3 separate regions of the Homo sapiens genome follow, and regions 1 and 3 are each linked to region 2. A link is an interaction called in ENCODE POLR2A ChIA-PET data of the cell type or tissue named here. Cell type or tissue: HepG2. All regions are shown on one strand.

What was found. Peaks named below come from ENCODE experiments on the same cell type or tissue, not always from the same donor. Only the 100,000 strongest peaks of a DNase experiment are listed, where the experiment ranks them.
Region 1: POLR2A ChIA-PET joins it to region 2 with 5 read pairs; 1 of 35 experiments calls an interaction of 5 or more read pairs at or near these places.
Region 3: POLR2A ChIA-PET joins it to region 2 with 5 read pairs; 28 of 35 experiments call an interaction of 5 or more read pairs at or near these places.

Annotation. Positions count from the first base shown.
Region 1 is chr16:11,278,033-11,282,032 of GRCh38, reverse strand. PRM1 (protamine 1) reads left to right here and starts at 703. Exons shown (of 2, transcript NM_002761.3): 1 at 703-906; 2 at 998-1,192. The coding sequence starts at 795. The coding sequence ends at 1,041. The region is part of intron 1 of LOC105371082 (a long non-coding RNA gene); the gene reads right to left. In HepG2, no CTCF peak of the experiment used is centred here; DNase peaks (open chromatin) are centred at 1,912, 2,312 and 2,702; H3K4me3 peaks cover 553 bases.
Region 2 is chr16:11,574,549-11,578,548 of GRCh38, reverse strand. The region is part of intron 1 of LITAF (lipopolysaccharide induced TNF factor); the gene reads left to right. Among named protein-coding and RNA genes, the nearest start is that of LITAF, 10 kb to the left of the region's middle. RefSeq lists a silencer at 3,742-4,000. In HepG2, no CTCF peak of the experiment used is centred here; DNase peaks (open chromatin) are centred at 1,708, 2,708, 3,362 and 3,868; H3K4me3 peaks cover 1,042 bases.
Region 3 is chr16:11,628,782-11,632,781 of GRCh38, reverse strand. It overlaps a transcript of LITAF not described here. Among named protein-coding and RNA genes, the nearest start is that of SNN, 38 kb to the left of the region's middle. In HepG2, no CTCF peak of the experiment used is centred here; DNase peaks (open chromatin) are centred at 1,647 and 2,301; H3K4me3 peaks cover 522 bases.

The sequences.
Region 1 (4,000 bases), 300 kb after region 2:
ACATAGGGAAAGCCCGTCTCTACAAATAATAATAATGGCCAGGCACGGTGGCTCATGCCTGTAATTCCAGCACTTTGGGAGGCTGAGACGGGCAGATCACTTGAGGTCAGGAGTTCGAGACCAAGCCTGGCCAACATGGCGAAACCCCATCTCTACTAAAAATACAAAAATTAGTTGAGTGTGGTGGTGCATGTCTGTAGTCCCAACTACTCGGGAGGCTGCGGCCAGAGGTTTGCTTGAACCCAGGAGGCAGAGGTTGCAGTGAGCCAAGATTGTGCTACTGCACTCCAGCCTGGGTGACAGAATGAGACTCTGTCTCAAAAAAATAAACAAAATACATAAGTAATTAAAAAAATAAAATAATAATAATAATACTTCTTAACAAGGGCATGTCTGTCTTGTTTATCACTATATACCAGGGCCTAGGCCAAAATCCGGCATGGAACAGGCCAAAATATTAACAGTAATATTTTGTTAATTGAATAACTAGATGATTGCTCCCACGGAGGAGTCATCTTGTATCGCCCCAGCTGTGACATAGGCAGCCCCTACACTCGGGGGCCTGCCCGCCTCTCAAATGCCCATATATGGACATGATGCAGGCCACCTGGCCATGGTTTGTGAGGTCCCAGCCCCTTTGCCCTCACAATGACCAACGGCCCCCTGGCATCTATAACAGGCCGCAGAGCTGGCCCCTGACTCACAGCCCACAGAGTTCCACCTGCTCACAGGTTGGCTGGCTCAGCCAAGGTGGTGCCCTGCTCTGAGCATTCAGGCCAAGCCCATCCTGCACCATGGCCAGGTACAGATGCTGTCGCAGCCAGAGCCGGAGCAGATATTACCGCCAGAGACAAAGAAGTCGCAGACGAAGGAGGCGGAGCTGCCAGACACGGAGGAGAGCCATGAGTAAGTGGGCCCAGCTGAGGGTGGGCTGGGGCTGAGGCTGGGAGCTCTCAGGGCCCAGCCTTCCTCTCACCACTTTTCTTGGTCTCACCAGGGTGCTGCCGCCCCAGGTACAGACCGCGATGTAGAAGACACTAATTGCACAAAATAGCACATCCACCAAACTCCTGCCTGAGAATGTTACCAGACTTCAAGATCCTCTTGCCACATCTTGAAAATGCCACCATCCAATAAAAATCAGGAGCCTGCTAAGGAACAATGCCGCCTGTCAATAAATGTTGAAAAGTCATCCCACTCTTCTCTCCTTGTTCTTGAGAGGGGAGGCTCAGTGGGGAGGAGGGCTCGGGGATGAGCAGAGGGGGAGAGGGCCTGGGCATGCAACGGGAGAAAGATGTCGGTGGGGGGGACATGAAAGACAGTTGTCACGCTGGGTTTTGTTCCAAACTTTTTTTTTTTTTTGAGACAGAGTCTCGCTCCGTCGCCCAGGATGGAGTGCAGTGGCGCGATCTTGGCTCACTGCAAGCTCCGCCTCCCAGGTTCACTCCATTCTCCTGCCTCAGCCTCCCGAGTAGCTGGGACTACAGGTGCCCGCCACCACACCTGGCTAATTTTTTGTATTTTTAGTAGAGACGGGGTTTCACTGTGTTAGCCAGGATGGTCTCGATCTCCTGACCTCATGATTCACCTGCCTCGGCCTCCCAAAGTGCTGGGATTACAGGCATGAGCCACTGCACCTGGCCATTGTTCCAAACTCTTAGTAGTACCAACAAGTCACAACCCAAACCTGCCTCCCTAAGATACAACAAGAACCAGTCTCCCCAAGTCACAACCAGAACCTGCCTCCTAAACCCTCTTAACAGATCCCTACCCAGTGGGGTGCTCTATCCAGGTCTCTCGAGTTTGAGGACCCACTGTGTACATTTCCCCACTCTGCTTGGTGACCTCATCTTGGCAGCTTGAAATGGACCATGGAGTATTTACAGAAATCAGCAAATGCTACAAATCTGGGTTCCCTCCATCCCAGGAACCCCAAAGCCAGTTAAACATTTACCAGCTGGAGCTCAAGATTGAACCAGCTCATCCCATCTGACCTGTCCCCTAGCTGCCCACCCGGGTTTATTTCAGCCCAAAGCTGAAATTTCCACTCTTCAACAAAGGAACTCTTAGGTTATAACTTAAATAGATTAAGCCAGTCACCATCAGGAAAATTAAATTCAAAACTGCTTATTCCTCACTCTGTGCCAGAAGTTTTCATCCCCATTTGGGTACAGAGATAACTTGTCCAGGTAGCAGTGGAGCTGAACTTTTCACATTTAATCAAGCACCATTAAGGAAGTCTCTTATCTGCCATCCTGTAAACTCAAACATTTTTGTTAACCACCGGTTTCTTTACTCTTTGGGGCACGGTTTCACAACGTTATGTCCACCGAAGAAACAAAGGTTAACTTGTCCATCTGGTCGGATCTAAGTCCACACTCAAGCTGCTTGATATACCACCTATACTAAAATTTCTAAGGCAAGAGTTTAAGACCCCAGTGAGATCTGGGGAAGGACATAAGAAGTCCTGCTGGGCACTGGTCTCCTTGGCTCACCCACAGCCTAAGAAAGCCCACCTCTCCGATTCCTTGACACAGGCCCTGGGTCACAGTCATTTCCTGATGGTAGAGCAAACCCAGAGCATTTTGGCAGAGACCAGAGGCTCTGAGACCCAGTTCCCTGAAGTGACAGGGCCCACCAAGCACCTCAGAAATGTCACAGTATGACTTCTGTTTATGGGACACCAACTGTGTGCCTGGTATTCTGCATACATCACTTCCTTTTTTTTTTTTTTTTGAGACAAGGTCTCTTTCTGTCACCCAGGCTAGAATAGAGTGCAGTAGCGCAAACACAGTTCACTGCAGCCTCAATCTCCTGAGCTCAAGTGATTTCCTTACCTCAGCCTCCTGGACTCCTGAGTAGCTGGGACCACAGACATGCACCACCTTGCCTGGCTAATTTTTCTAATTTTTTTGTAGAGACGAGGTCTCACTATGTTGCCCAGGCTGGTCTCAAACTCCTGGGCTCAAGCGATTCTCCTGCCTTGGCCTCCCAGAGTGCTGTGATTACAGGCATGAGCCACTGCACTCACCTACGGTGGGTATCAACAACCATGTTCTTTCAAGTGAGCACATGAGAGTTCAGTGCTAGCCCTGGCACTACCATGACCCTGATCACTTTAGCAATGACTCCCCATAACACACTCGGATCATGATAGCAGCTTGGCTGGACAGGCAGACCCCTGGGTGTGCCTTTTTTTTTTTTTTTTTTGAGATAAGGGTCTTGCTCTGTCACCCAGGCTGGAGTGCAGTGGTGTGAACGTGGCTCACTGCAGCCTTGATCTGTGCTCAAGCAATCCTCCCATCTCAGCCTCCTGAGTAGCAGGAACTACAGGCACATGCCACCATGGACCCAGGCTATTTTTTTTATTTTTTGTAGACAGAGCCCTCACTATGTTGCCCAGGGTGGTCTCAAACTCCTGGGCTCAAGTGATCTTCCCACCTCGGCCTCTCAAAGTGCTGGGATTACAGGTGTGAGCCACCACACCCAGCCCCTTCCTATGTTTATTTTATTTTATTTTATTTTTTTAGACGAAGTTTCGCCCTTGTTGCCGAGGCTGGAGCGCAATGGTGCCATCTCAGCTCACTGCAACCTCTGCCTCCTGGGTTCAAGCAATTCTCCTGCCTCAGCCTCCTGAGTAGCTGGGATTACAGGCGCCCGCCACCACTCCCGGCTAATTTTTGTATATTTAGTAGAGACAGGGTTTCACCATGTTGACTAGGCTGGTCTTGAACTTCTGACCTCAGGTGATCCACCCGCCTCAGCCTCCCAAAGTGCTACGATTACAGGTGTGAGCCACCGAGCCCTGCCCCGCCCCTTCTTATTTTCATCTGCAAGCTTTGGCCATGGAGATTTGACTTAGCGGGACGTAGGGTAAGGCCTCAGCATTCATATTTTTAACACGCGCCCTCGAAGAGCTTGAGGGCCATCATAAAGGACCTTCTTATCCCTAAAGAGAGGCAGCATAGAAACACCAAGGGCATGGCAATATCACCCATCA
Region 2 (4,000 bases):
CTGTCTTTCCCTTTTCATAGATGGAGTTTTGCTCTTGTTGCCCAGGCTACAGTGCAATGGTGCGATCTTGGCTCGCTGCAACCTCTGCCTCCTGGGTTCAAGCAATTCTCCTGCCTCAGCCTCCTGAGTAGCTGGGATTACAGGCATGTGCCTGTATATAGACATGTTTCCCCATGTTGGCCAGGCTGGTCTCGAACTCCCGACCTCAGGTGATCCACCCGCCTTGGCCTCCCAAAGTGCCGGGATTACAGGCATGAGCCACCACGCCTGGCGACTCTGTTCTTTGAAAGAGAGTCAAGGAGTCCAGCCCACACACAGGAGAGGAAAGGGAGAGATTAAATTCCACCTCCTACGAGGTGCCATGGCTCATGCCTATAATCCCAGCAGTTTTGGAGGCTGAGGCGGGTGGATTACTTGAACCCACGAGTTTAAGACCGGCCTGAGCAACATATTGAGACCCCCATCTCTATGGAAAGTTAAAAAAAAATCGCTGAGTGTGGTGGTGCACACCTGTAGCCCCAGCTACTCAGGAGGCTGAGGTGGGAGGATCATTTGAGCCCAGGAGTTGAAGGCTGCAGTGAGTTACGATCAAGCCATTGCATGCCAGCCTGGAAATAGTGGAATGAGCAAGACCCCATCTCTACAAAAAATAGAAAATTAGCTGGGCTTGTTGATGCACACCTGCAGTCACAACTACTCGAGAGGCTGAGGGAGGAGGATCGCTTGAGCCCAGGAGGCTGAGGCCATAGTAAGCTATGATGGTGCCAATGGTGCCACTGCACTCCAGCCTGGGTGACAGAGTGAGACCCTGTCTCAAAAAAAGAAAATAAAATAAAAGTGCATCCCCTGGAGAGGGAGTATCTACTCATACTATTTGGAATTTGTCAGTGAGGAAGATTTGTCTTTTCTTGTTTAAAAAATAGACACTTCTGGCCAGGTGTGGTGGCTTACACCTGTAATCCCAGCACTTCGGGAGGCTGAGGTGGGTAGATCACTTGAGGTCATGAGTTCGAGACCAACCTGGCCAGCATGGTGAAACCTCATCTCTACTAAAAGTACAAAAACTAGCCGGGCGTGGTGGTGGGTGCCTGTAATCTCGGCTACTCGGGAGGCTGAGGCAGGACAATTGCTTGAACCTGGAAGGTGGAGCTTGCAGTGAGCCGAGATTGTGCCACTGCACTCCAGCCTGGGCAACAGAGGGAGACTCCGTCTCAAAAAAAAAAAAAAAAAAATAGACACTTCTAATGAGCTGATGCCATAGATACCCTGTCATAGATGGGATAGATGTGCCATATGGGCACAGGAGACCTCAGCTGTGCAAGGATGTCAGATGCACTTGGCTTTCTCAAGCCCTCGTGGGGAAATATAGATCACATCCCTTCCCCTGGGGTGGGCAGAGAGTAACGTAATATGGTCCAGTTAGGGAAATATTAATAGAAGCTAACTTGCAGACAGGAAGCAATTAGGATGCAGGAGGAAGACATATGTCATCAAGGGCTAGATCATGTGGTGTCAGCCAGGGGATGTGAAACAGGCATGAAAAGCGCTTGACAGGCAATGTCCACCACCACCCTGTTCCCACATTATCCGTAAGTCTTGCTAAAGGCAAGATTGCTGTTTTCTGGAATTTTCAAAGACAGACAGTTGGACTACCTGCAGTCATCTGGAATTTGGCCAGAACAAAGGAAGTAAGCAAATAGAAGACTCCCAAATAAGGTATATATTTATCATCAAAGCAGATGCCCAAGCCTGTTTACCTCACTCAGAGGAGGCGCCCACGGCAACTATGAACTCTTACTTTACACAGAGTCCTTGCACGCTGGGTTCTGCTGGTGTCCAAGTCCTCAGAGGCTTTGAAGTAGCAAATTGTGTTGGTGGGATGGAGCCGCCATCAGCCCCATGTTGGACTGTTGGCAGCCTGGGACCGTGTAGAACCACAGATGTGGACACAAGCATTTTTCCTTTCCTTTCTCTTTTTCTCTTTCTCTCTCTCTTTTTTTTTTTTTTTTTTTTTGCAGATTGTAAGAAAGGAGAGGGGAATATGGGAATTTATTTATTTATTTACTTATTTATTTATTTTGAGACAGTGTCTTGCTCTGTTGCCTAGGCTGGAGTGCAGTGGTGCGATCTCAGCTCACTGCAACCTCCACCTCCCAGGTTCAAGCAATTCTCATGCCTTAGCCTCTGGAGTAACTGGGACTACAGGCATGCACCACCTTGCCCAGCTAATTTTTGGATTTTTAGTAGAGATGGGGTTTCACCATGTTGGCCAGGCTGGTCTCGAACTCCTGACCTCAAGTGATTCACCCGCCTCGGCCTCCCAAAGCACTGGGATTACAGGCATGAGCCACCGTGCCCAGCTGGGATCGATTTTAGAAAAAGATTAAGGCTGAGTGCAGTGGCTTATGCCTGTAATCCCAACGCTTTGGGAGGATCACTTGAGGCCAGCCTGGGCAACATAGTGAGACCCCGTCTCTACAAAAAATTAAAAATTAAAAAAACTAGCTAATCATGGTGGCATGTGCCTGGAGTCCCAGCTGGTCGAGAGGCTGAAGTGGGAGGATCACTCGAACCCAGGAGTTCAAGGCTGTAGTAAGCTATGATTGCGCCACTGCACTGCAGCCTTGGCAACACAGCGAGACCCCGATTGTAAAACAAAGTTCAGTTTAAGAAAGAAAAAAGAAAAGAAAAAGGTTAAGATACTTTTTTCGGGGGAATGTTTACAGAGGCTGTGGGTCAGAATGAAGCAACACCAGAAGCTATGGAGACTGGGGTTTCTGCTGTGTTTCAACTTGGTTTTTTGTGTTCTCGGGAGAAGACACCCTTGGCCGTGGGCCGTGAGACCTTTGATGTGTGTTTACGCTGACCGCGAGTTGTTGGGATGGCTTCTGCGGTGGGTGGTTCTCTTGGTATTCTCGGTTTTGAAGCTTATTTTTAGACTCTGAACTCTCCTTCTTGGCAGGAGTTGAATCCCCCTGGGGGTTTTCAAGTTGTTCTTGGACTGCTGGTTTTTGAAATAGAAGCCCCTTTGGTGGGGTCCCCCATAAACCCAGGCGCTGGTGCCCACCTTGTGATGTGAAGGCTCCTGTAACACGACCTCACTTTCCTGGCCCCGCACTACTCACCTGCCCCACGGGACACAGGTACATGGCTTCTGGGTGTCTGTCCCCGCTGTACCCAGATCTGCCCCCTTGCCCTTGTCCCCAGATCCTCCACTCGCTCCTAGGAACCGTACCCCTCCCAAAACAAAAAAAGAAACTATACCCAGTCTCCCCTTCATATCTCTCCCACATCTGCCCCTGTTGGTTGACTTTGCCTCCCTATATGGGTCCCATAAGGCCGGCAAGGGAGGGTCCACATCTCTCAATCCTTTGTCCACCATTGGTGTTTAGAACCCCCTGGAGGAAAACTGGATCATAGTGCAACATGAAAAAAAAAGAACTTTAGGCCGGGTGCAGTGGCTCACGCCTGTAATGCCAGCACTTTGGGAGGCCGAGGTGGGCGGATCACTTGAGGTCAGGAGTTCGAGACCAGCCTGGCCAACATGGTGAAACCCTGTCTCTACTAAAAATAAAAAAATGAGCTGAGCGTGGTGGCATGCACCTGTAATCCCAGCTATTTGGGAGGCTGAGGCAGGAGAATCGCTTGAACCTGGGAGGCAGAGGTTGCAGTGAGCCAAGGTCACGCCACTGCATTCCAGCCTGGGCCACAGAATGAGACTCTGTCTCAAAAAAGAGAAAAAAAAAACTTTATATTGACAAATAGGATGTTGTTAGTGCAAATTTTGGGGTTGATATAGTGGGAGTGGTAAAGGGAACGTCTTCTTACCAAATAGAAATAATTAGAAGCTTTAATCACTCTGCAAACAGGGAAGGTCCCAGGGCCAGGTGCTGGGCAGGAACACAAAGGGCTGTGATGACATCACCTTTACCCAGAGGCGGGAAGGACCCAGGATGGAGGCCTGGGGAGGGCAGAGACAGGTTTGCAGAGGAGACTTTCT
Region 3 (4,000 bases), 54 kb before region 2:
TGAGGGCACCACATAGTCATGTGCATGGGGGCTGGACTCTGCGCTCAGAGCCAGCAGAGCCAGTGGCATTTGCAGAACCGAAAGAAGGGCCTGGGTGGCATCTGCCTTGGGCCTGGGGTCCAGCCATCAGTTCTTCCCCTGGCTCTGGCTCGGTGGGGCTTCCTCCAGATGGGGCCAAGGGATCCCACGTGCCAGGGAGCGCAGGCCAAAGAGCCCACAGGGGCCGGCTGGCAGTGATCTGCTCTGGGCCCGCAGAGTCAGGGGTAGCTGTTAGTTCTGAGCTGGGACCTGCGGGAGCTTCCCTGGGTTGCTTCCTCCTTTGTCAACAGGGTTTCCAGCAGACAGTGGAGCATAGTAGCCCTCTCTGTCCCTCTCCCTGTCTCTGTCCCTCTCCCTGTCTCTGTCATCTCGGTGCCTCCTTCACCTTCTCTCCAGGGTTGAGCCAGTCGTCCTCACCTTTCTCAGTCCATGTGGGGAGGGGCCAGCGGATTGCCTAATCCTGTTCCCCACGGCAGCTGTAGTTACTTGATAATGACCCCTCCCCGAAAGACACGTCCACGACGTAACTCCCAGCACTTGTGAAGGTGACCTGATTTGAAAATAGGTTCTTTGCGAGGCCGGGCGCAGTGGCTCACGCCTGTAATCCCAGCACTTTGGGAGGCCGAGGCGGGTGGATCACGAGGTCAGGAGATCAAGACCATCCTGGTTAACACGGTGAAACCCCGTCTCTACTAAAAAGACAAAAAAATTAGCCGGGCGTGGTGGCGCACACCTGTAATCCCAGCTACTCAGGAGGCTGAGGCAGGAGAATAGCTTGAAGCAGGGAGGCAGAGATTGCAGGGAGGCAGAGATTGCAGTGAGCTGAGATTGTGCTGTTGCACTCCAGCCTGTAGACAGAGCAAGACTCCGTCTCAAAAAAAAAAAAAAAGAAAAGAAAAGAAAATAGGGTCTTTGCAGATGTCATCAAGTTAAGAATCTCGAGATGAGATCATCCTGGATTTAGGGTGGGTTCTAAACCCAATGACGGGTGTCTGTGTAAGCAAGACATGGAGCTTGAAGCCACAGACACCGGAGAGAAGGCGTCCGTGTGGTGACTGGGCACCATGGCTCACGCCTGTAATCCCAGCACTTTGGGAGGTTGAGGAGGGTGAATCCTTTGAGCCCAGGAATTCGCGACCAGACTGGGCAACGTAGTGAAACCCTGTCTCTACCAAAAATATGAAAAACTTAGCCAGCTGTGTGGCATGTGCCTGTAGTCCTGGCTACTTAGAAGGCTGAGGATCACCTAAGCTCGGGAGGTTGTGGCTGTAGTGAGCTATGTTCACGCCACTGCACTCCAGCCTGGGCAACAGAGTGAGACCCTGTCTCAACAACAACAACAAAAAGCCATGTGCAGAGTGTTGCAGCCCCCAGCCCCGGGATGCCTGGAGCCACCAGAAGCTGAAAGAAGCAAGAGAGGACCCTCCCTAGATCCTCCAGGGGGAGGTGGTCCTGATGACATTTTGATTTCAAGCTTTTAGACTCTAGAACAGAGAATACATTGCTGTTTTAAGCGCCTCAGTTTGTGGTGATGTGATAATTGCAGCCACAGGACACCGATAGCTCACTTGTAAGCAGCTTCTCCTGCAGTGCACTTACCCCATGGCGACCTGGTTATTTATTTTCTGCAGCCCTGAGTCCAAATCCCAAGTCCACCACACGCTATGGGCAGGTGACTTTAACCTTGTTAAGCCTCGGTTTCTGCAAATGTAAACAGGGAAAATAATATCAAAAATAAGCAGACAGTGCTTAGATGAGTTGGGTGCAAACAGAAATGACTGCTGTTATCGTGGCTACTGCTATGCATGGGAGGCTACCTCTTGTCCATGCATCAAAGGTAATGGCAGGCCGGGCACCGTGGCCCATGCCTGTGATCTTAGCACTTTGGGAGGCTGAGGCGGGAGGATCATTTTGAGGCCAGGAGTTCAAGACCAGCCTGGCCAACATAGTGAGACCACCCCGACCCCTGTCTCTAGAAAAAAAATAAAATAAAAACATTATCTGGACGTGGTGGTGGGTGCCTGTAGTCCCAGCTATCTAGGAAGCTGAGGTGGGAGGATTGTTTGAGCCCAGGAGTTTGAGGCTGCAGTGAGCTTTGATCTCACCACTGCACTCCAGCCTAGGTGACAGAATGAGACCCTGTCTCACCACCAAAAAAAAAAAAAAAAAAAAGTTGGCCAGGGGCAGGTAGGGGAAGGCACTGCCGCCAGAGAGACCTGAAGCTGTGGAGCAACAGGGACTCCTGTGTGCCTGGAGCAGGCGGGGCACAGGAGGAGGGTTGTGTGGTTTGCAATGAGGCCCAAGAGGTGTCCCCGCCAGAGCAGGGCCTGCGGGAGGCTGGGATTTGTCATCAGGGCTTTAGGACATCATTGGCGAGTTTAAAGCAGTTTCAAAGTAGCACTGTGGCCAAGGCCAGACTGCGGGCACCTCCTGCCAAGTTGCTCCTCAGAGAGGACCCAGCTTTGTGCCCCAAACCAATCGATCAGTCATGCCAGCTGGGGGTACTTTTCCATCCATAGGGGCTGAGGCTAGGAGGGGAAGTTGGGGAAGCCAGGACTCCCAAACACAGAGGTTTGGAGCCCCCCCAACGCCAGGGGTCTGGTTCCTATCTGGACTCCCATGACCTCCGTTCTTCCGGGGTCCTGTGTGCCCGCCTTGCACTTGATGAGAAGGAGCAAAACCTGACCCAGATAGAAGTGCGCTGAGCACCTGTGGGTGCTGGAATGAGTCCAGGAAGGCACCCGAACTCCTTCTCTTCCCTCCCCAACACCTGGCGACTGATGTTAAATCTCCCACCGTAGCAGCCAGGCCTGTGACACTTGGAGATGTTTGCAGAGCCATGATTTGTTGAGCACTTGCCATGCGCCAGGCTGTGGGGGGAAGAGCGCCTACCACATGGCCTTGTTAATCCGTACCGCACTCCATGAGCTGCGCGCCCCTGGAGCTCCACGCTGGAGACTTGAGTCAACCCAGAATCATGATTCGAAACTGGCTGCCTCTGCCTCCGAAGCCCTGGGCCCTCAAGCACTGAGCTCAGCAGTGTCTGTTTAATTCTTCCCACCCCAGCTGCAACCAGTCCATGAGCTCCTTCCCCAAAAGCAGGTGTGCAGCCAAGAAGAGGAAGGAAGGAGCCGGCTGCTTCGAGTGTGGCCGCTGACTGCTCACAGCTGTGTTTCCCACCCCTCACCCACCCTTCTTGGCAGCCCAGAGGGACCCCAGAAGGACCGACTGGCCGAGGACAGGTCCTCAGCAGGGCCCCCTTGCCTCCTGGTGGGACTGACTCAGAAAACTCTTACTTCAGGCCTGCCTTGGGATCAGGCCTCCAGCTGGGACCTGTCTGCTGTTCTTCCTCCTGCACCTTGTCTCCTTACTCCCCTCTTCTGAGAACCCTCACTTCTAGAAAACCACATGCACCCACATCTCCATCACAGGCTCTGCTTCTACGGAACCTCAACTAGGATGAGGTCATGTCTGACTTCCCGGCTGAGTGCCTTCCCCAAAGTCCTCGGTGTCCTGCGGACAGAGGCTCCTTCCCTGCGCTCAGCCTTCTGAGCCTTCCTCATCTGATGCCTGTTAGGCTCCCTTTGCTGCTGAGGTCCTGGGTGCCATCCCAGCACTTGGTAAGAGGGGGCAAGCCTGAGTGCCGTGGCTTATGCCTGTAATCCCAGCACTTCGGAAGGGCGAGGCGGGAGGATTACTTGAGGCCAGGAGTTCAAGGCCAGCCTGGGCAACATAGTGAGATGCCAGTCTCTAAAAAAACTAAAATAGGCTGGGAGCAATGGCTCACGCCTATAATCCCAGCACTTTGGGAGGCCAAGGCGGGCAGATCACTTGAGGTCAGGAGTTCGAGACCAGCCTGGCCAATATGGCGAAACTCCATCTCTACTAAAATACAAAAATTAGCTGGGCATGGTGGTGTGCGCCTGAAATCCCAGCTACTAGGAATGCTGAGGCAGGAGGA